Regions from separate parts of the Homo sapiens genome. Here region 2 is linked to region 1. A link is a loop called in an ENCODE intact Hi-C map of the cell type or tissue named here. Cell type or tissue: PC-3. All regions are shown on one strand. Links, peaks and the distances in the headings refer to the core of each region. The heading gives the core; the rest is flanking DNA.

What was found. Peaks named below come from ENCODE experiments on the same cell type or tissue, not always from the same donor. Only the 100,000 strongest peaks of a DNase experiment are listed, where the experiment ranks them.
Region 2: it touches region 1 in a loop (3-fold over the local background); 37 of 110 quality-filtered maps call a loop at or near these places.

What each region holds. Positions count from the first base shown.
Region 1 is chr17:73,251,310-73,262,913 of GRCh38, reverse strand. CPSF4L (cleavage and polyadenylation specific factor 4 like) reads left to right here and starts at 1,034. Exons shown (of 6, transcript NM_001129885.1): 1 at 1,034-1,198; 2 at 1,931-1,981; 3 at 5,081-5,233; 4 at 8,888-8,983; 5 at 10,191-10,284. The coding sequence starts at 1,096. RefSeq lists an enhancer at 7,214-7,343. In PC-3, for the core only: CTCF peaks have their summits at 5,433 and 7,046 (motif pointing left); a DNase peak (open chromatin) is centred at 7,133.
Region 2 is chr17:73,298,889-73,310,527 of GRCh38, reverse strand. The region is part of intron 1 of CDC42EP4 (CDC42 effector protein 4); the gene reads left to right. Among named protein-coding and RNA genes, the nearest start is that of CDC42EP4, 7.3 kb to the left of the region's middle. In PC-3, for the core only: CTCF peaks have their summits at 5,077 and 5,276; DNase peaks (open chromatin) are centred at 2,077, 5,357 and 6,657; H3K4me3 peaks cover 1,967 bases; H3K27ac peaks cover 3,962 bases.

The DNA.
Region 1 (11,604 bases), core at 3,511-11,510:
TAGGAGCAACAGCCACGGGGAACAACAGCCAGCAGGCTAGTTCATGTTGGCCCAGCTGAGAGCCTGCGGGGCTGCCCACCTCTCCCTGCTGGGTTTGGGCACCCAGAAAGGAGGGCGTATGGGTTCTGGTTCTATGGGCATTAAAAGCCAATGTGACTGAGAACAGCAGCTCTAGTTAGAGGCAAGGCCAGTTTGGGGCCAGAGCAGGGGGAGGGGGAACCTGGTCTAATTAGAGCCCTAACATGCTCCTTTGAAAGCATTGTCAGATGTCCCCAGCCCTGCAGGCAGGGGTGGTGTAATAATAATAAAACAACATTTGCATAGAGATTTCATTTATAAAGCACTTTCTCAGGGGTGGGGTGGCACTGGGTGGCCCTGTGGAATCCTGGCTGGGAGGCCGCCCTGGCCTTGGTCGGTTCCGCCCTCCCGCCAAGCTGGCGATTGTGTGCGAGGTAAACAAAGCGCCATTCATCCAACTGTTTCAGTTCCTCTCCTCTTCATTCCTTTTTCCCTGTCTCCCACGAAGAGCTCACTCGGGGCTTGTCACTCAGGCCAGAAAAGGGGTGTCAGGGGCCCCAGAGGGAGACCCCTTCCCTCATGGGAAGAAGCGGGGAGGTGGGACGGCTCCCTCCCTCTGCAAACCCCCACCACCCCCAGCTCTGGCAGAATAACAGCCTTGCTGCGGTTGGTTTGTGCAACTCTTTGCTAACCTGTGGCTGTGTCTTCATGGACAAAGTATGAGCCCAGGTTTGGTAATGTCTGTGTGCACGCCACGTTTGTGTTCGGTAACATGCAAAGATAAGCAGTTTGTGGGGCTCTGCGAATCCCTCCCTATCCGAGTGAGCCTTGTGTACACAGTGTGGGGGTGAGGGGCCCTGGGGTGTCTGCCCCTGCACTGGGTGGGCCGGGTGAGGCAGCTGGGCCCTGCTCCTGTACAGCCCAGGCTGGAGCGTCCCCTGCAGTCACCTGGCCACTGGCACCCTGGGGTGAAGGGGGAGGCATTGGGCGCTGGCCCCTTAAGGGCCTCTGATGAGCTATATTGGGCCCACCTGCCTGGGTTCCAGCAGCTTCCGCAGCCCCAGCAGGAGACGGAAGATGCAAGAGGTCATTGCGGGGCTAGAGCGGTTCACCTTTGCCTTCGAGAAGGATGTCGAGATGCAGAAGGGCACTGGGCTCCTGCCTTTCCAGGGCATGGACAGTGAGTGAGGGTGGGGCCACTTTCCCTCCCCTACCTTCTCTGTTTTTTTTTCTTTGAGACGGAGTCTCGCTCTGTAGCCCAGGCTGGAGTGTAGTGGCACAATCTCGGCTCATTGCAAGCTCTGCCTCCTGGGTTCACGCCATTCTCCTGCCTCAGCCTCCCGAGGAGCTGGGACTACAGGCGCCCGCCACCACGCCCAGCTGATTTTTTGTATTTTTAGTAGAGACCGGGTTTCACCATGTTAGCCAGGATGGTCTCAATCTCCTGACCTCGTGATCCGCCCGCCTTGGCCTCCCAAAGTGCTGGGATTACAGGCATGAGCCACCACGCCCAGCCTCCCTCCCCCTTCCTTCTCTACAGGCCTCTCTGCTCAACTCCCTGATGCGACCGCCCCTTCTCTGTCTCTCTCTTCTGTGGCTTCGGGGCAACCCATTTTCCAGACTGAGAAAGAGAGGCACAGAGAGACGGTGAATTGAGAGAAGCCACACTGGCCTCCCGAGCTCCTGGGCCAGGCTTGAGCCCCTCGAGCTCCTCTGTTTCAGAGTTGGGGGGTTAAGGGTTGAGGTCTGCTGGCTGGCTCTGCAGGTTAACCTCTACAGGGCCCAGATTTGGGATCCCATAGGCCAGAGCCTGGGGGAGGTCTAGGTGGGACATGCCGATGGAGGTGGAGGCTTCCGGAACAGCTGCAGCCTCTGGGGAAGCTACCTTCTCCGTTCCCTCTTCTCCTTCCAGAGTCGGCCTCAGCTGTGTGCAACTTCTTCACTAAAGGGCTCTGTGAGAAAGGTGAGTTAGCAGACAGGCCTGGGCCCCAAGCTGGGTGAGTGTAGGGTCTGTCTGAGCTACACCCAGCAGGGGCTCTGCCTGGCCTGGGATAGGGTGTCGAATTTGCACCTGGGGAGGGAAAATTGGGATGGAACGGAATTTTATTTTTATTTTATTTATTTATTTTTAGATGGAATCTCGCTCTGTTGCCCAGGCTAGAGTGATCTGGCGTGATCTCAACTCACTGCAACCTCTGCCTCCTGGGTTCAAGCGATTCTCCTTCCTCAGCCTCCCGAGTAACTGGAACTACAGGTGCATGCCACCAAGCCCGGCTAATTTTTGCATTTTTAGTAGAGATGGAGTTTTGTCATGTTGGCCAGGCGGGTCTCAAACTCCTCACCTCAGGTGATCCACCTGCCTGGGCCTCCCAAAGTGCTGGGATTACAGGCGTGAGCCACCATGCCCGGCCATGGAGCAGAATTTTAGACTTACAGGTAGACAAAGGATAAGTGGTTGGATCCACCGAGCAGCCTGCCCCTCCCCTAAGATTTTCCCGCCTCAGCAGCAGTCTTCATAGTTTGCAGTTCGCATCAGGGTAACCAGGCTGCCTGGAAAGGGGTATTTTTTTCTTTCTGCCTTGCTGGGATGGGCGTGTGTCTGAGCTTTGGCCTGTGCATTCCCAGGAGGCTCCAGCTTCTTAATGTTTTTCTTGATTTCCTCCCAGCTAGAAGAGAGGCATCCTTCTCCCCCAGTCCCCTGCTCTGACTCAGTTTGTAAACTGGTCAATTGTCTCATCCATTCCCTATGCCCTGAGGTAGCACCTGCCACCATCTTTGAAATGCTATCAAAAAGCATCCTCCACTTCTCTCCTGCCCTGACTTTGGGTCAATACTGTCTTCCTAGGCCCCTCTCCCCAAATGCAGCCATTCTGGGAAGGCCTGATTCAAATATAAGAGTTTTCAACTTTTCTTCTGGCTCATGGCTCATGTAGAGGCTCTTTCAACAGAAATATACAATTGCCAAAAAAAACTGGCTTCCAGTTTTAGGGTTTCCCTGTCTTCCTCCCGCTTGCCTATACATTTAGGTTAAGAAATCTCACTGGTGTGAGAGTTTAGGACATGTTTTCTGATCCAAATGAGTCTGTCCCTGGAAGCTGGGGGGCTGGAGGGGACCAGGAAAGGAGGACCTGGGGCCATGTTCGCCCACCTGCCTTGTTTGTCTTGGGGCCAGCCCTAGACCATACAGGGAGAAGGGAAATGGGATCACTGGTCGCCCAAGGCCTTGTGCACCCAGGACCCTGCAGGCTCAATGTGGACTGAGTGGCATCTCCTCAGCTCAGCCCAACCAGTCCCTAGAGCAGTGGTTCCTAGCAACACCCTTCTGCAAAGAAAGAAAGCTATTATGGTGGAAGGTCAGAACCAAGCAAGTCAATAGCCAGGGGTGGAGGTTAGGGGTATTTAAAAAGAGCACCTTGGCCGGGGGAGTAGGCTCACACTTGTAATTCCAGCACTTTGAGAGGCAGAGGCTGGAGAATCGCTCAAGACCAGCCTGGGCAACATAGCGAGACCCCATCTCTACAAAACATAATTTTTTTTTTTTAAAAAAGGAAAAATGGAAAGAACACCTCCCCTAGCCCCCAAATTATGTCAGAGAACTGGCCAGGCATGAGGCTGGACCTGCTTAGAAACTCAGGAACTGCCAGCCTGGATGACATGGCAAAGCCCTGTCTCTACAAAAAATAAAAAAATTAGCTCAGTGTGGTGGTGCATGCCTGTAGTCCCAGCTACTCGGGAGGCTGAGATGGGAGAACTCCTGAGTCTAGGAGGTTGAGGCTACAGTAAGCCATGACTTTGCCATTGCACTCCAGCCTGGGCAACAGACTAAGATCCTGTCTCAAATAAATAAATAAATTAAAGAAACTTAGGAACTGGGTGTCCTTCCTGCTAATAGCAAGGCAGACTTGAGTGAAGATGATAAAGCAGTTAAATGTAACATTTCCATGGAATATTCCTTATAAATCATTACAAAGTTGGCTCTTCTGTCACCCTGTTAGGTCTCTGGAATCGGGAAGCATAACATTTGATGTTTTTAAAGATGGGAATTCAACACACCCTTACTGAGCACTTACTATGTGCCAGGGGCTGGGCTGGGTGTGGGGATTCTGGGCTGGAAAGCCTGGCCCCGCTCCCTGGCAGGACGAGAGGGGGTGTTAGGCACTCTGGGAATGAAAAGGAGGCAGCTGTTCTGAGCCCAGGTACTTCCCTGGAGAAGGGCATGGCACTCCAGGCAGATGGGAAGGATGGGCAAAGGTGTGGTAGTGGGAACAGCTGTGCTTTAAGAAGAGCTTGCCCTGGCCAGTCACGGTGGCTCAAGCCTGTAATCCCAGCACTTTGGGAGGCTGAGGCGGATGGATCACCTGAGATCAGGAGTTCGAGACCAGCCTGGCCAACATGGTGAAACCCCGTCTCTACTAAAAATAAAAAAAATAGCCGGGTGTAGTTGCAGGTGTAATCCCAGCTACTTGGGAGGCTGAGGCAGGAGGATCACTTGAACCTGGGAGGTGGAGGTTGCAGTGAGCTGAGACCGTGCCATTGCTCTCTAGCATGGGCAACAGAGCGAGACGCCATCTCAAAAACAAGAGCTTGGCTGGGCGCGGTGGCTCACGCCTGTAATCCCAGCACTTTGGGAGGCCGAGGTGGGCAGATCACAAGGTCAGGAGATCGAGACCATCCTGGCTAACACGGTGAAACCCTGTCTCTACTAAAAAATACAAAAAATTAGCAGGGCGTGGTGGCTGGCGCCTGTAGTCCCAGCTACTCAGGAAATGGAGGCAGGAGAATGGCGTGAACCCAGGAGGCGGAGCTTGCAGTGAGCCAAGATCGCGCCGCTGCACTCCAACCTGGGCGACAGAGCGAGATTCTGTCTCAAAAAAAAAAAAAAAGCTCTCCCTTCATGCTGCCTCGGCTCCCAGTTCCAGCCCCTACAGGGTCCAGGTGAAGGGATAAGGGGACAGCCGCTGGGGACTGAGTCAGGTACCCTCCTGGGGAATCCCCTGGAGGGCTGAGCTGGGCCCAGGCTGTGGATGAGGGGCCTCCCAGCCAGGTGCTCTGGCATCTCCAGGGAAACTCTGCCCCTTCCGACATGACCGAGGGGAGAAGATGGTGGTATGCAAGCACTGGCTCCGGGGGCTCTGCAAGAAGGGTGATCACTGCAAGTTCCTGCACCAGTATGACCTCACCAGGATGCCTGAGTGCTACTTCTACTCCAAGTTTGGTAAGGCCTCTTCCTGGCTCGGTGCCTCACCCTGGAGGGTGGCAGTGTGGGCTGTGAGATGGGAAGGTTTCTAGAGGAGCGGGCACGCAGAGGAGGCTGGACATGTCCCTGGAGGCCAGAGAGACCTGTCTGAGTCTCAGGTGTCTGTTCTCCAAACCCCTAGACAAGCAGAAGTGCACCCTGAAGTCCCTGCCCTTTACTGCCCCCTGGATCAAGGTGCATACCAGATACCCCCAAAAGGGAAGAAGGGATTGTTTCTCTCCCCATTCTTGGTTCATCACACACCCAGCCTGACTATATTGAAATGTCTCAAATGAGCCATCTCTCAGGCCCCGGCTAGAACTTCTCGAATATCAGGCCTTCAGAGCCACATTCACGATGCCTGCTGTACCCTCAAAGCCCCAGCACCACTGTCTGCTCTTCCAACGGTCTTGCTATTTTAACTCTTACTTTAGAAGAAACTTTGCATTGTTTCCATAAACGGAGAACTAGCATCACTTGTTGGAAATCAAAGGTCATTGTAAACATAAATCCATGAGGTTCAGAGGTCTAGCACCTAAAGTCATCTTGTGCGGTCAAGCCTGGACCAGCATCTTACCTCCCTCTGGCTTCAAGGCATCCTTTGTCCTTTTATTTATTTTTATATATTTTTTTGAGACAGCGTCTTGCTCTGTCCCCCAGGCTGGAGTGCAGTGGCGTGATCTTGACTCACTGCAATCTCCACCTCCCGGGTTCAAGCCATTCTCCTGCCTCAGCCTCCTGAGTAGCTGGGATTACAGGTACCCACCAACATGCCCGGCTAATTTTTATATTTTTAGTAGAGACGGGGTTTTGCCACGTTGGCCAGGCTGGTCTTGAACTCCTGACCTCAGGTGATCCACCTGCCTTGGCCTCCCTAAGTGCTGGGATTATTGGTGTGAGCTGCGGTGCCCGGCCTCCTTTGTCCTTTTAATCAAGGGACTGTTTATGGGGCAGCTGCAGCCACTTTCCCGCTTACTTAAGAAAGGAATTTGTAAATGTGCTTCAGGTCTCACCCTTCACAATACGATTCTACAGCTCAGAGCTTTTCGGAGCTGGAAGGAGCCTTACGGATTATCTAGTCCAGTGGTTTTCCAACTGTATTCCATAAAGAGTGACCTACAAAGAGAGAGCTGGCAGAATCCCCTGGATGCCCCTGACTCAGGAGGCTTGGCTTCCAAATGTGGCTGCAGCCAGCTTCAGGGCCCCCCAAGCGGCTGCTCCTCATTAGTGCCAATGGGAGGGTCCTGGGTACCTGAGAAGGAGGCAAAGCATTGCCTAGGCCAGTCAGAGCCCCACCCAGGCTAATATTCCATTTCCTGCCTGCTCCTGGGAGGCAAAGGCATGGCAGTTCCTGAGAGCTGCCCCCATGTCTCCCCTGAAAGGACAATGTTTATCCAAGTTCCCCTTGGTCACTGCCTAGCATTCTGTGACTTTAGTAATAAAATGCCACCTACTTAGTTATTCCCTCAATAGCCCTCGGTGTTTGTTTGGGGATCAGGTGCTCCTGGGCATGGATACAGGAACAGGACCAGGTCCCCCTCCGCCCCCAGATAACTCCAATTAGTAGAGGACAGACTTGTAAGCCCATGATTACAAGATGTAATCTACTGTTCTTACAGTAAATGAATGCATATGGCTTTCGAATATCAAAGTGATGATCACTCTAATTGGAATCAGAGTGTTGTTGGGGAGGTGTAGGAGTGGGACAGAGTCACTGGAAGGGACTGGTGTCCGGGGTCTTCAGCCCAGTACCCCCGTCTCTGAAAGGCGGATTGAAGGCTGAGGTGCTGCTGCCACCTGCTGGCCAGGCCAGGAATGCAGAGACGTGCACGCAGCAGAACGGCAACCAGTGTAGATGACTTTCTGTTATCTCCATCCATCAAATGCTGGCCAGCATCACCTAGGGGGTGATGTCACTTTGATTCATTAGAAAGCTCAAGCCCAGAGTCAGCACTCTGCCCAGTGCTGTATACTGACAATGAACAAATGAACCCTTCATGAACGTGAGGAAGCTGAATGAAATGGATGTGGCCTTTTCCCCTCTCTGAGCCCTGGCGTTCTCTGTGAAATGAGAGGGCTGGGAAAGAATGGTGGTTTTAAACTCTTAGGAATCAGGGGTACTCTCCTTTTTTTTTTTTTTTTTTCTTTTTTTGGAGACAGAGTCTCGCACTGTTGCCCAGGCTGGAATGGAATGGCACAATCTCGACTCACTGCAACCTCTGCCTCCCAGGTTCAAGCGATTCTCCCACCACAGCCTCCTGAATAACTGGGACTACAGGCACGTGCCACCATACCTGGCTAATTTTTGTATTTTTAGTAGAGATGGGGTTTCACCATGTTGGCCAGTCTGGTCTCAAACTCCTGACCTCAGGTGATCCTAAGGATCACCACCTCGGCTTCACAAAGTGCTGGGATTACAGGCATGAGCCACTGTGCCTGGCCTAGGGGTACTTTCCTTTAGGCGAAACCTTGCTCTGTAGAGGCCCAGTGTATAAAATAGATCTTCCTGGAGCAATTTGAAAATCAGTGGAATAGACGCTACGACGCTCCTTCAGCTCTGAAAAGCACTGAGCTGTAGACATTTAAGGAGGATGAAGTTGGAAAGATTCATGAGTTCTCAACTTGAATGAAGTGAAAGTGGGATGAATCTTCCCCCATGCTTCCTTCAGAGCTTTCTTCCTAAGAGAAATCTAAGAGAGCTCTTAAAATGACACCTGGGTCCGGGCGTGGTGGCTCACACCTGTAATCCCAGCACTTTGGGAAGCCAAGGTGGGCGGATCACGAGGTCAGGAGTTCAAGACCAGCCTGGCCAACATGGTGAAACCCCATCTCTACTAAAATACAAAAAATTAGCCATGCGTGGTGGCACATGCCTGTAATCCCAGCTACTTGGGAGGTTGAAGCAGGAGAATTGCTTGAACCCGGGAGGCGGAGGTTGCAGTGAGCTAAGATTGCGCCATTGCACTCCAGCCTGGGCAACAGAGTAAAACCCTGTCTCAAAATAATAATAATAATAATGACACTTGGGTAGCCTGGGCCTACTGGGCTGGCTCCCTGTAGGAAATAAACTAAACCTGAGACTTGGTCTAATCCATAGAGAGATGATGACGCAGGCTTAGTATAATGCAGGTGCCCACTCTGTAGAATGTTTCTTTTCATACCTGTGCCACCTTGAGCAGGGCTCTGCTTTTCTTTGCATTTCCACCAAGGGGAACAGCTTCCCTAGGCTCTGCAGGCAGCATGGGTTTTGTAGTAGAGATGAAGAGGGGGCTGCAGTTACAGCGACATGGAAATATCTCCACTTAACGTCGCAGGCCTTCTCGGCTCTCCTTGTTCCTGCTAGCCTCTAATGGCCTTCAGTTCCAGTGCCTCCTTCTCCATCTGGGGTCCCTCACTCTTACTCTTCCAGAGGTGTATATTCAGACCATGCCCTGCTTAGCAAATAGGACTGGGATCCACCCTTTTTAGACTGCAGCAAGGATTAGGCATACTTTCCATCTTCAAAAAGCTGGTGACTCCCAGAATAAAGGCCAGTGTCTTCTGTGTTTGTGAGGGGCAAGGTCAATCTGGTTTGGGGACACAGAAGTGATCACAAAGAGAAACTGCTTCTACAGAGAGTGCTGGGATTTTCAGGTGACTGCAGCAACAAGGAGTGTTCCTTCCTCCATGTGAAGCCAGCTTTCAAGTCCCAGGACTGTCCTTGGTATGACCAAGGTTTCTGCAAGGACGGTGAGGCCTTGGAAGCCAGGGAGCCCTAGGGGCTGTGGGGATCAGGGTGGGAGCTCTCAGCAGGGGAGGGGCCATTTTCCTGATGAGGCTGTGCCTTGGAGAAACCCCAAATAGAAGGCCTTTCTGTAGTTCTCCTCCAGCTCTGCTGTGACACACAAAACACAGCCTGGTGTGGGGCCATAACAGGCTTGAGGCAGACTGACTTGGGTTCAAATCCTACCTTCAGCATGTATCAGCTGCATGCCTTTCTCCAAGTTACTGAACCACACAGGAAGCTCTTGACACAGGGTCAGGCCCATAGGAGACGCTTAGTTCATGTGTGCTCTCTTCCGCATTCCACTTACCCACCTGGGGGGTCCTGAGTGTTGCTTAAGCATGTCCTACCTTTCCCATTGCTGCCAGCCAAATTTAAGAGGCAGCTTACCCCAGCAGGGTTCCCATGCCCTAAGCAACAGGGTTTCTCCCTCTCCTTTGTCTTCAGATAGGTTTTTCTTACGGAGTTCTTAGTGCTGTTGGTTTTAGGGATCTGGGCGGGGGTGAGGGCTGCTGAGAAGATCAGTAGGATTGTGGGGTTAGCTTTTTTCTTTCTATCACCCAGGTTGGAGTGCAGTGGTGCGATCTTGGCTCACTGCAACCTCCACCTCCCAGGTTCAAGCAATTCTCCTGCCTCGGCCTCCCAAGTAGCTGGGGTTACAGGTGTGTGCCACCATGCCCAGCTAATTTTTGTATTTTTAGTAGAGACAGGGTCTCACCATGTGGCCCAGGCTGGTCTCGAACTCCTGGGCTGAAGTGATCCACCCACCTTGGCCTCCCAAATGCTGGGATTACAGGTGTGAGCCACCCCACCCGGCCAGGTCAGCTTTTTCTCAGCTGTACCTCCCATACTTAAATAAATAAAAGGCAACAAAGTGTGGTTCATATCCATGCAGTCCTCCAGGACACAGCATGTCAGTGACATTTCCAACTCTATTTCAGAACTTGCCAGCTGACACCTGCTCCAGCACATTCCAAGGTTCCTTTTCCCCATCCCTGTCTCATGGCTAGAAGTGGATGCTTTAGGGTGGTACAGAAAGGATGGGAAGATTTATCCACCCCTATTAAGTGAAGCCCCTATGACCATCCACACCCTTCCTAGGGAGCTTTTTCATGTGTGTTTTCCCCTCTTGCTGAAGCGGATCCTTCTCATCACTTTCTCTTTGCTCAGCAGGTCCTCTGTGTAAATACCGCCATGTCCCCAGAATAATGTGTCTCAACTATTTAGTTGGCTTCTGCCCCGAGGGACCCAAGTGCCAATTTGCTCAGTAAGTATGATCCCTCAGTTACCAACTCCCACCAGAGTGCTAGGCCTGGCCTTCTAGTTCTAGATCTTTCCATACCTTCGCTGGTCCTTAGTGGAAAATGAAGCATCTGGCAAGCATCCGCTCCAGTATTTTCCTGGCACCACTGCCTGACCCTGGCAATCTCAGAACTCTAACCCATCCTCTTAATGTGTATTCATGCTGGGGATAGGTGTCGATCTTTTCACAAACTGTTCTAGTAATAAGAGAAGAAACACTTAATGCCCATTTCTCCCCAGTCCTCTGTAATTCTCCCTCACGCCCTGGCTAAGGGAGGGCAACTTCCCTACAGGGTTCTGAAATATGAAATCTGCAGCAGGCTGGCGCAGAGCATGTTAATGAGCAGAAGATGGGAGGGCGAGAGCTGGGCTGTAATCGTCTCTCTCTCCACTTCCCTTAGTCCCAAGATGAATCTTTTACTCAACCCGAGTTACATGAAGGTGAGTGCAGGCAGGCACGTGCCGTCATCCCTCATCCCTTTATTCCCACTCCTTTCTGCTCCCCAGGGAAGCTCACCCAGCAGCACTGCATGGTTCCCAGCGAACCCTCACTCTCCTTTGAAAGGCATGTCATCATGCATGTGGGACACATATATGTGGTTGTTCCTCCCAGACTACTCTCCAACCTCTAGAATCTCTGCTGTGGGTAGGGTAGGACTTCTCTGTTGACCAGTCCAAGGCTTTCCTTCTGCTAGCTGGGTAGCACGCATGGTTTTTGGAATCAGGGCTGGCCCTGATTGAGAACTGTGCTCAGTCCCTATGGAGAGACACACACACTCTATAGACCCAAGTGTTGATGAGCACCTATGTCAGGGGTTGGTAAACTACAGCCTGTGGGCCAAGTCCAGCCTGCTGCCTGTCTTTGTACAGGCGAGGGGCTAAGAATGGTTTGTAAAAAGTGGGAGGAAAATCAAAATATTTTGTGACATGTGAAATTAATTCCAGTGCTCATAAAGGGTTTTGTTGGGACATGGCCATGGCTGTTCTGGTGCTTACAATGGCAGAGTCCAGTGGCTGCAACAGAGACCCAGTAGCCTGCAGAGTATAAAATATGCACTGTTTGGTGTTCTATAGAAAAAGCTTGCTGACCCCTGGTCTAGATGACTGAATGTTGGACACCTGTTTAAGTATCACAGAGGCCAGACAGCGCCAACACTGGGGCAGCTACTGACGGCTACTGGGGCCTCCGAGCACTGGATGCTGGGAGGGTGATGGCCTGGGAGGAAGACAGTCCCTGCTGGTTCTGAGCAGGCTTTGAAAGAAGGTGGGAGGCGATCTGTGGGAC
Region 2 (11,639 bases), core at 1,916-9,915, 49 kb before region 1:
TGCCCACTGTTTGCCCAGATAGCTGAGCAGCTGGATCCGGGTGGAGTCCTTGGGAGCCCCCGTCGCTGCGAAGCCCCCTGCCCTCCCCTGAGGGTCCAGGGTGCTGGAGGGAAAATCTCTCTCTCGTCCGAACCCCAGCAGCCATCTGTACCAGAGAAATGTCCCATCCAGCGAGTGTAAATAATGAGGGGCCGGTGACAGGGGCCTCCTGCAAGGCGACTTCTTTGGCAGTCTGGGTTTCCAATAACTCCCTCAGCCCCCGCCCGCTTCTGAGGCTAGGGTGGAGGAGGGACCACCAGCAGGGTGGACTGAATTTTAAGAGAACAAAGAACAGGCCACAAAGGAAGGGATTGCTGAGCTGCGGATTTCTGATTTCTCCCAGAAATCGGGAGTTGGCTGGGACTGAGCCAGGCCCTAAGAGAGCCCCTGGCAGCCCCAGGGGCTCCTGGGGCAATAACAGGGCATCCACCAGGATCTCCTGAGGCTCTATCTCTGCTGAGAAGCCAGTGCCTACTGAATGCGGGGGTGCCCTGCCGGTTCCTGCTCTCATCAACTGCCCTGTGTGAGCTGCACATGTGACTGACTGATTAGTGGGGTGGCTTATCTCCTCTGAACTTGGACTTTGCCTCTCCACTCCTTGAAGACAGCTGCTCCTTCCCACAAGGGGTGTTCAGTGAATTTGGGGAGATCCCAAGTGGATTCCCAGGCATCCTGGTGGACCCCTGCAGGGACTAGGAGGGGCCCGCTGTGATCATATGGGCGGTGGTTCTGGGGTGAGTCTCAGCGCCTCCCCTCTGAAATCTCCCTGAAGTCCTAGGGTCCCTGCACACAGAGGGCAGCTTGCTCCTGCTCTGCTGTACAGCCTAGGCCTGTGCTGTGAATGATTCTCCATTTTCTGGGGTTTCTGCCTCTCTCTTTTTGGATTCCTCTTCTCTTTTCCCCTCGTTTCTCTCTTTCCCTTGCCCACCCACCGTGCTTGTCCCCATCCTCTGTACCCTGCCTCCACTGTGCTGCTGCCTCTGGAACCCGACAGCACCTCACAGAACCAGAGACCAAGGAGTCAGAAGCAAAGGGAGGTCTCATGTATAAAGGTCAGGGGAGTGAGTGTTGACCTGGGAGAGGAATCTTACACCAGTCTTTTGATTTTAAAAATAATTTTTATTTTATTTATTAATTTTTTGAGACCAGGTCTTGCTCTGTCACCCAGGTTGTGGTGCAGCGTCATAGTCAAGGCTCACTGCAGGCTGGACCTCCTGGGCTCAAGCTATCCTCCCACTTCAGCCTCCTGAGTAGCTGGGACTACTGGCGCCCACCACCACGCCCAGCCATTTTTTGTATTTTTTGTAGAGGTGGGGTTTCACCATGTTGCCCAGGCTGGTCTTGAACTCCTGAGCTCAAGGGATCTTCCCCCACCTCGGCCTCTCAAAGTGCTGGGCATACAGGTATGAGCCACTGCACCTGGCCAACCCTTTTTTTTTTTTTTTTTTTTGGAGACAGAGCTTTGCTCTGTTGCCCAGGCTGGAGTGCAGTGGCACAATCTTGGCTCACTGCATCCTCCACCTCCCGGGTTCAAGCAATTCTCCTGCCTCAGCCTCTGCAGTAGCTGGGATTATAGGTGCATGCCACCACGCCCGGCTAATTTTTTTTTGTATTTTAGTAGAAACAGGGTTTCACTGTGTTGCCCAGGCCGGTCGCGAACTCCTGAACTCAGGCAATCCACCCACCTCGGCCTCCCCAAGAGCCGGGATTACAGGCGTAAACCACTGCACCCAGCCCTGGCCAACCCTTCTTAACAAGTCCAGAGCTTTTCCAGAAGGGCCTTGGGTTGGCAGTGGCCCAGGGCTTCCACCCCTTTGGAGTGACTGATTGATTTCTGCGGCCCGGACTGTCTGTGCGCAGGTGTGGCCAAAAGGTGTTTGATGTTGGCCTCTCCCTTTCACTCTCCCCCACCCCACGCCCCTACGTTTGGATTGGGTTCGAAGTGAAGAAGTCAGAAGTCAGAGTGGTCAGGGTTGCACTTGGTTAGCAGTAAGTCCAGCCTTCTGTGTTCTCATTCTGGTTCTGCAGACTCAGAGGAGTTTGTCCCTGTGGGGGGAGGGAGGAGTCCGTCCCTTGGAGGAATGGGGAGCTGGGTTGATGCCAGAGATAAGGCCTGTGGGCGGAGGGAGAAGGGTTGAGCAATCTCGCCCTGGAAACAGAGCTGACCTGAGCTCTGCGTAGCTCTTCTGACCTACGTACTGGAGGATTTTTCCCGACCGTGAGGAAAAGAACCAAATTCTGGAGCTGGGGACACTTTGAGGGGTCATCCGGCAGAGTGTCCTGAAGGCCAACTCCAGCCAGTGCTTCTGGGGTGCTCTAGGAAGGCCAAGCCCATGCGTGCCCTCTCTCGGCAGGGAACTGGATGGTAGTGCTGGAAGGAGCCCGCATGTGGCACTGGACACAGCCCTTTTTGCTTGAGTGCGTTGGGAAGGAAATTCAGACATTAGGGCCGGGCACAGTGGCTCACGCCTGTAATCTCAGCACTTGGGGAGGCCAAGGCGGGCAGATCACTTGAGGTCAGGAGTTTGAGATCAGCCTGGCCAATATGGTGAAACCCCGTCTCTACTAAAAATACAAAAATTAGCCGGGCATGGTGGCGTGCACCTATAATCCCAGCTACTGGGGAAGCTGAGACACAAGAATCGCTTGAACCCAAGAGGTGGAGGTTGCTGTACTCCAGCATGGGCGATAGAGTGAGACTCCATCTCAAAAAAAAAAAAAAAAAAAAGAGAGAAATTCAGGGCCAGGCGTGGTGGCTCACACCTGTAATCCCAGCACTTTGGGAGGCCAAGGCGGGTGGATCAGGAGGTCAGGAGATCGAGACCATCCTGACTAACACAGTGAAACCCTGTCTCTACTAAAAAGTACAAAAAATTAGCTAGGCTTGGTGGTGGGCGCCTGTAGTCCCAGCTACTTGGGAGGCTGAGGCAGGAGAATGGTGTGAACCCGGGAGGCGGAGCTTGCAGTGAGCCGAGATCGCGCCACTGCATTCTAGCCTGGGTGACAGAGCGAGACTCCGTCTAAAAAAAAAAAAAAAAAAAGAAAGAAAGAAAAATTCAGACATTAGTCTCCCACATTCCCGCTCACCGTGCCCCGAAAGCTCCAGCTTAAAATACGCCTTCTTGAGGAGACTTGGGCTTCCTTCCAACTAACTTACATTGGAGTCTCCCCCAGGCACTGCCAGCTTGCAGCTCTGGGCTCTGTGCCAGGATGGCAGTGCTGGCATCCAAAGCCCTCCCTTGCCAGGAACAGGGGAACTGGCTGTCTCCACTCAAGCTGAGGAAGGGTCTCTCTTTTGGGATTCAGGTGAGCACAGTTTAGGGTGTGGTCATTAATGAAGGCTTACAGTTCCCCACCTGTAAGAAACTGCTCTGCACACCTGGTGTTTCCCCTTCACCCCAAAGATGGAGCTGAAGGCATCTGGAAAAACCACAGTGCCAGGCAAGAAGGATCCCTGGATGTCTGTGCTCAGCCAGAGCTGCTTCAGCCACCATCTTCTGCCTTGGCCATCACGGTAGCAGAGGTTGTCTGGGGCAGCCTCCACCTCCCAGCATGAGACTCTGGGTTCTTCTTTTGCCCAGACACCTGCAGTTCTGGCAGTCACTGAACTTGGTCTGGAGACCCCAGCTTTGAATCTCTCCAAGTGTGCCAACAAAGCCAGGTTCTGTGTGCTGGCTTCTCTTTCCTGCCTGTCCTTCCTCTCTACCTCGGGTCTTCACTCAGTGCAACCTTCTTATTTCCTTACACTGTTGCCTCCAACCCTGAAGCATCAGAAAGGGACCTGTTCCCCTCAAGTCCTGGAATTGGGCTTAAGGCTTTGTCAAGTGGTACAAGGAGTAGAGAGCCCAAGAGAGCCCAAAAAGAGCCTAGGGGCTCGCAGTACGATTTGTGGTTACCTCTAAGGAGAATCTGGTTAGGTCCAAAAGATCAGATTATATTTTATTGGGGGTTGATCATATTGAAGTTTTGTGCATTATTTTTTTGTTTTGAGACAGGCTTTTTGCTGTGTTGGCCAGGCTGGAGTGCAGTGGTGCAATCACAGCTCACTGCAGCCTCAAACTCCTGGGCTCAAGAGATCCTCCCACCTCAGCCTTGAGTAGCTGAGACTATAGACGTGTGCCGCCATGCCTGGCTAATTTAATTTTTTTTTTTTTTTTTAGAGACAGGGTCTCACTGTGCTGCCCAGGCTGGTCTCAAGCTCCTGGGCTCAAGCGATCCTCCTGCTTCTGCCTCTGCCTCCCAATGTGCTGAGATTTCAGGCATGAGCCACGGTGCCTGGCCTGTGCATTATTTGTTGCTAGTAGCACCCGGGGTCTGGCAAATTCCTGAGTTACTTTTACCCTTATCCTAGGAAGGAATGGAGGAGCTTCTCTTTTCCCACCTCCACCTCACCATCTTGTCTGAGAGAAGCCAGGCTCCTTCTTCTGGCATCATTAAAGGTTAAAAGGTGACGGGATGAGGGAACTCAGATCAGGAAAGAAACCAGATCCGAGGGTTTCCTGCCCCCGACTGCTGGCAGAGACTACAGAGGGAGGGCAGAATCTGTACCTGGGCTTCAGCAGCTTGGGGGACCCTTCCCCCTGCATCAGATAATCCTGGGAACCCCCAGGACTTTGAAAAGGGTCAACCCATTGTCTCAGCCCACGTTTCACTGTACAGACTTTTGAATTAGGTGCTCTCAGGTGGCTGTTCTCTATGAAGTTTGCGAAGTGACAGTGGCTGGAGTGTCACTGGGTGTGACAGCATCATCTTTATAGCACACATGGAACTGTGCTCACCCGAGCACAGCACTTGGGAGTTATGTAATGTTATCAATTGTTCTGAGAGCTAATGAGGAAACTGAGGCACAAATAACTTGACCCACGTGGCAGGCCACCTTGTGACCTAGGGAGTGGGGCTCTTTGTCCCCAACTTCCGGCAGGGCCAAGATGCAAGATTAGCCTGTCTGCTCTGGAGGGAGTTTAGATCTGCCAGTCTCCTGGAGACCCCAAGGTGGCCATGAAATTCCCAGTTCTTAGCTGAGCACCCGGCTCTTAGGAGCGGCAAAGTGAAACCAAACAAGGCCTGGCAGATCTGATTTCAAGCGCGGCACTTTCCTCTGCGATCACTCCCGAGCAGGAGGGAGGCACCCTGCTGCCCAGTAGTAGCACCACTCCTAGAGGAGGAGGGCCCAGCCTGTATGGGGGCAGTGGGGCCCCCCACCAGGCATCCATCCTGCCTGGCCCAGATGGTCCCTCTGCTGGTGGCTGGCTTCGGGTGGTGGCTCCGGGAAGCACACATTTCCAGGAAGGGCCCTGTAATCAAGTGAAGTTGCCGGATGTCCTTGAGTCACTGGCTCCTCTTCGTCTTGACTCCTCCGTTGTTGCTTCCGGTCACTCCCTAGTCTTGGCTCCTTTTTCTTCCCTTCTCTGTGCTGTTCTAATTCCCAGGAGGTGAGGGAAGGTTTCCCCTTCACCTCCTGCTGACCTGCTTCTCCCCTGGCCTGAAGCCTGTGGTTCTGGGATGGGGATGAGGATAAGGATGAGGTGGGTGCAGGAACGAAGATGAAGGAGACAAGCAGGGCAGCTGGTTCCCAGCCCACAAGGAGCAGGAGGCTCCCCTGGATGGACCTGGGGTGTTGGGCTGTAGCCTGTATTTTCCAGGATTAATCTATAAGTTCCCTGGAGTGGTGGGGAATGAGGTGCTCAGACTCAGGAGATGTTAACCTGAAATTGTGTGCACAACTGCGTATCCTGTGTGTACTCATGCATCCAGAGCCTTGAGCAGCCCTCCCAGGCCTGAGCCCCAGGGACACTTATGATGCACTGTCCCCCTCGCACCACCCGCCCCCCCCACCCCGATGTTCCTTATGGTGGAGTGGAAAAAACCCAGAGTCCAGCACATCTGGATTCTTGTCTCTCTCTCCTAACCAACCGTGTGTGACTTGAGTAGAGCACGTGCCCCTCTAAGTCTCGGTGCTCTTATCTGTGAGCTGGGGATGATAGTGATAACTCCATGGGATTGTTGGGAAGAATACATGAGATAAAGTTTTTCAAATGCTTGGGACCGTGTATGACTACAAAGTTTATCGTCCCAGCACTTTGGGAAGCAGAGGTAGGAGGATGGCTTGAGCCCAGAAGTTTGAGGTTACGGTGAGCTTTGATTGCACTGCTACAGTGTACTCCAGCCTGAGGGACAAAGCAAGACCCTCTCTCAGGAAAAAAAAAAAAAAGAAGAAGAAGAAAAGAGACAGTTTAATCAAAATAAATCACCTAACACAATGCCTGGTGCAGAGTAAAAAGCTCAACAAATCTTAGTTCTTTCTCGTATTTTCTCCATGACATGTGGCCCAGGAATAGTTACTGCAGAGTCTGGGGAGGGGTCTACCCCTGAGGTTAGGTAGGGTCTAGAATAGTATTTCCTTAGAGTGGGTTCCTCAGCACACAGTCTTGCTATCTGTTGGGATCCACATGGAGAGATGTTATTCCGGAGTGTTCTTGATAATGAGTCACCATTTAAACTAGACTAGACTCCTTATGCTATATCTTCCAGCAATTAAAGGGTAAATTATTTTAAGCCGTAGTGTGTTTTCCCATAACTCAGCCTGGCTGAGTGAGTTATTGGCATCATTTTCCCATAAACTGTAAGAATTGTGCATTCCTTAAGGTGGTGGAGAATACTTGTGTGATATTCAAATCACAGTGAGCAGGATGATCAGTGGGACTAGCCCTAGGATGATGCTGTCAATAGGAATGTGACGCTAGTCACATATGGAATTTTATGCTTTCTAGGAGCCATGTTTTTAAAACTAAAGGAAGGGGGAATTAATTTTTTTTTTTTTTTTTTTGGAGACAGAGTCTTGCTCTGTTGCCCAGGCTGGAGTGCAGAGGCATGATCTCATCTCACTGCAACCTCCACCTCCTGGGTTCAAGCGATTCTCCTATCTCAGCCTCCCAAGTAGCTGGCATTACAGGTACCCACCACCACGCCAGGCTAATTTTTGTATTTTTAGTAGAGACAGGGTCTCACCATGTTGGCCAGGCTGGGGTTGAACCCCTGACTTCAAGTGATCCATACTCCTCGGCCTCCCAAAGTGCTGGGATTACAGGCGTGAGCCACCGTGCCCGGCCAATTATCAGTTTTTGTTTGTTTGTTTGTTTGTTTTTGAGATGGAGTTTCACTCTTGTTGCCAAGGCTGGAGTGTAAGGGTGCGATCTCGGCTCACCGCAACCTCTGCTTTCTGGGTTCAAGCCATTCTCCTGCCTCAGCCTTCCGAGTAGCTAGGATTACAGGCATGCGCCACCACGCCCAGCTAATTTTGTATTTTTAGTAGAGACGGGGTTTCTCCATGTTGGTCAGGCTGGTCTCGAACTCCCAACCTCAGGTGATCCGCCCGCCTCAGCCTCCCAAAGTTCTGGGATTACAGGCGTGAGCCACCGCGCCTGGCCAATTATCTTTTTTTTTTTGAGACGGAGTCTGATGCTGTCCCCCAGGCTGGAGTGCAGTGGCGCCATCTCGGCTCACTGCAAGCTCTGCCTCCCGGGTTCACGCCATTCTCCTGCCTCAGCCTCCCGAGTAGCTGGGACTACAGGTGCCCGCCACCATGCCCAGCTAATTTTTTTTGTATTTTTAGTAGAGACGGGGTTTCACCATGTTGGCCAGGATAGTCTCGAACTCCTGACCTCGTGATCCGCCCGCCTCGGCCTCCCAAAGTGCTAGGATTACAGGCTTGAGCCACCGCGCCCGGCCAATTGTCAATTTTTAAATGTAAAATAATTAAAATTTAAAATTCTGGCCACGTGTGGTGGCTCGTATCTGTAATCCCAGCACTTTGAGATTACACTTGAGGCTAGGAATTTTAAGACTTGGCTAGGCAACATGGTGGTGCACACCTGTAGTCCCAGCTACTCGGGACTGAGGTGGAAGGATTGCTTGAGCCTAGGACGTTGAGGCTACAATGAGCTGTAATTGTGCCACTGTACTTGAGCCTGGTTAACAGAGTGAGACCCTGTCTCAAAAAAAAAAAATTAAAAATTCAGCTCCTTAATCACACTAACCACATGTTAAGTACTCAGTAGCCTTATGTGGCTTGTGGCTGCTGGATTAGATGCCGGAGGTTTAGGATATCACTGTAAGTGCCAGAAAGAGAGATGTTTCATGTCAGTGGTATTATTCAACATTATATTGGCAGTGTAACAAATATAACGAGATAATGAGGAATGGAGGAGGCAAAATTATTATTAGTTGCAGATGATGAGCTTATCCACTTCCAAAGCCCAAAAGATTCAATCATATAGTTGCTTAGAGCCTGTAAGGTAGTATAAGCTTGGTGGGGTGGCCATTAAATATGTTAGGGGGAAAAAAAGGTAGCCTGCTGGCCGGGTGCAGTAGCTCACACCTGTAATCCTAGCACTTTGGGAGGCCAAGGCTGGTGGATCACCTGAGGTCAGGAGTTCAAGACCAGCCTGGCCAACACAGTGAAACCCTGTCTCTACTAAAAATACAAAAATTAGCCAGGCAGGCAGGGCATGGTGGCTCACGCCTGTAATCCCAGCACTTTGGGAGGCCGAGGTGGGTGGATCACCTAAGGTCAAGAGTTGAAGACCAGCCTGGCCAACATGGTGAAACCCCATCTCTACTAAAAATGCAAAAATTAGCTGGGCATGGTGGCGCACGCCTGGACGCTGAGCCACAAGAATCGCTTGAACCCTGGAGGCAGAGGTTGCAGTGAGCTGAGATGATACCACTGCACTCCAGTCTCGGCAATACAGACTTGGCCTCAAAAAAAAAAAAAAAAAAGCTGGGCATGGTGGCGTGTGCCTGTAGCCCCTGCCACTTGGGAGGCTGAAGCACAAGAATTGCTTGAACCCAGGAGTGGAAGGTTGCAGTGAGCTGAGATACACCACTGCACTCCAGCCTGGGGGACAGACTCACAAGAATGTATCATCTGGAAATAGTTAAGGTTATGCACATAATTGCCTGAAAGGACCTTACAGAGTTTCAACTGAAAATGGAAACAACCTAGCCATTCAATCCCTGATTGGATGTAAAAATTAGATATTAAGATTTAATTTAAAACAATGTAGCATAAATTGTTAACATGTAAATATTTTGACCCAGCTGTGAACAATGGTTGGCTTTATTTATCCATCTACAAGGGAACATGCTGCTTGTGTAATAAGGGGGAAAATGTCTAAATTATTGCTCTCCAATAGAAGTCTTAGGCAAGTGCCATACATAATTTATATTTTAATAGTTACATTTTAACAAGTAAGAGGAAATGGTACATTTTGACTCACTATATTCAGAATATCATTTTAACACATCAGTCTAAAATATTAATGAGATATTTTATACATCCTCTTTTTTTATACTAAATCTTAGAAGTCCAGTGTGTATTTTCCACTTGTGCACATATCCATTTGGACTTGCCAGATTTTTTTTTTTTTTTTTAATTTTTTTGAGACGGAGTTTCACTCTTTTTTGCCCAGGCTGGAGTGCAATGGCGTGATCTCTGCTCACCGCAAACTCTGCCTCCCGGGTTGAAGCAATACTTCCTGCCTCAGCCTCCCAAGTAGCTGGGATTACAGGCGCACGCCACCATGCCTGGCTGATTTTGTATTTTAATAGAGATGGGGTTTCACCATGCTGGCCGGTCTGGTTTCGAACACCTGACCTCAGGTGATCTGCCTGACTCAGCCTCCCAGAGTGCTGGGATTACAGGGGTGAGCCACCGCGCCCTGCCTATTTTTTATTTTTGTGTGTTTATTTTTATGTGTATAAATATAAGGAGTGCAAGTATAGTTTTGTTACATGGGTATATTGTGTAGTGTGAAGTCTGGGCTTGTAGTGTAACCATCACCCAATCGTGTACATTGTACCCATTAAGTAACTTCTCATCCCTCACTGGGTTCCCACCCTCCCAGTCTCCAGTGTTTATTATTCCATGCTGGCCACATGTCAAGTGCTCAGAAGCCAGAAGTGGCTGGTGGACAGTGGAGGGTCAATTATTATTAACTCATAGAGAGAAGGCATAAAGTGGAAGTAGCTGGGAGGTTCTGGTGTGCACTATTGCTTTCCTCCTTGTCCAGGTCACTCTATGATCCCTGCTCTCCCTGATTCACCCCCCTTCCCAGTAGACTCCTCCCTCCCTGACCCACACCCGGTAGGGATACCTGGGGAATGGGCACTGTCTTGTAGCTTGGAGGCTGGGGGTGGTGGGGGGAAGACATGGCATGAAATCTGGGACCTTGCCCTTTCTTCAGGAAGGGGCCATCAAAGTAGAGGATGTTCATCTCCAGGAAATGGGATCTGCCCCAGGGTGGCTGTGCAGTGGCACCTTTGCATCAATGATCCTGGCATGGATTGGCACGCGGGCAGTGAGGGTGGGGCAAGTGGTGTTGGGTCACGGTTCTGGTTTTTCTTCCTGGGAGCTGGAATAACCAAGGAACACAAGATGGAGTTTGGACAGAGCAGACAGGAACACACTAGAAGTGAGGCCTTGTGCTGATCTACTCCTGACTATGCCGGCAGAGTCCTGGCTTGTGCTTCAGGGTGATCCTTCCCATCCCTCACCTCCCAGAACACCAGAACATTGGGAGGTTCCTGAGAGCAGGAAGTGGGAATGGGCTCCTGGGTAAGAGAAATCTCCTTTCAGGAGGTTTCAAATGCAGCCATGCCTGGGGATAGAGCTTTAATGGGGGAGGCAGTAATGTGAGTCTTAGCTCCAAGAGTCTTAGGTTAACCGGCTCCCAGACCCTTCCTACCCCACCCTGCTCCACATGTACATCCTCAGCTGCAGACACCTGCACAGGTCAGGCAGCATCACCTCATATGGAAAATCACATGCTCCAAGGTCTGCCAGAAATGGGCTCAAATAACCACTTAGAAGTTGTGAGAGGCTGGGTGTGGGGTGCAACGGTTCGTGCTTGTAATCCCACACTTTGGGAGGCTGAAGCAGGAAGATTGCTTGAAGCTAGGAGTTCAAGAGCAGCCTGGGCAACAAAGCGAGATGCCATCTCTACTAAAAATGTGTGTGTGTGTGTGTGTGTGTGTGTGTGTGTGTATTTTTTTTTTTTTTAGGACGGAGTCTCGCTCTGTCACCCAGGCTGGAGTGCAGTGGCATGATCTCGGCTCACTGCAAGCTCCGCCTCCCGGGTTCACGCCATTTTCCTGCCTCAACCTCCCGAGTAGCTGGGACTACAGGCGCCCACCACCACGCCTGGCTAATTTTTTTTTTTAAATATTTTTAGTAGAGACAGGGTTTCACCGTGTTAGCCAGGATGGCCTCGATCTCCTGACCTCGTGATCTGCCCGCCTCAGCCTCCCAAAGTGCTGGGATTACAGGCGTGAGCCACTGCACCCAGCCTATGTATTTATTTTTAATAAACCAGGCATGGTGGTGCCCACCTGTGGCCCCAGCTACTTGGGAGACTGAGGCCGGGGAGGATCACTTCAGCCCGGGAAGTTGAGGCTGCAGTGAGCCATGATAGCACCACTACACTCCAGCCTGGGTGACAGCAATGCCGTGTCTCAAAAAAAAAAAAAGCTGTGAGATGTGAGAGTGAGTAAAATAATTCACTCTGTCTGAGTCTCCGTTTCTCGTTCTTTAAAATAGGGGC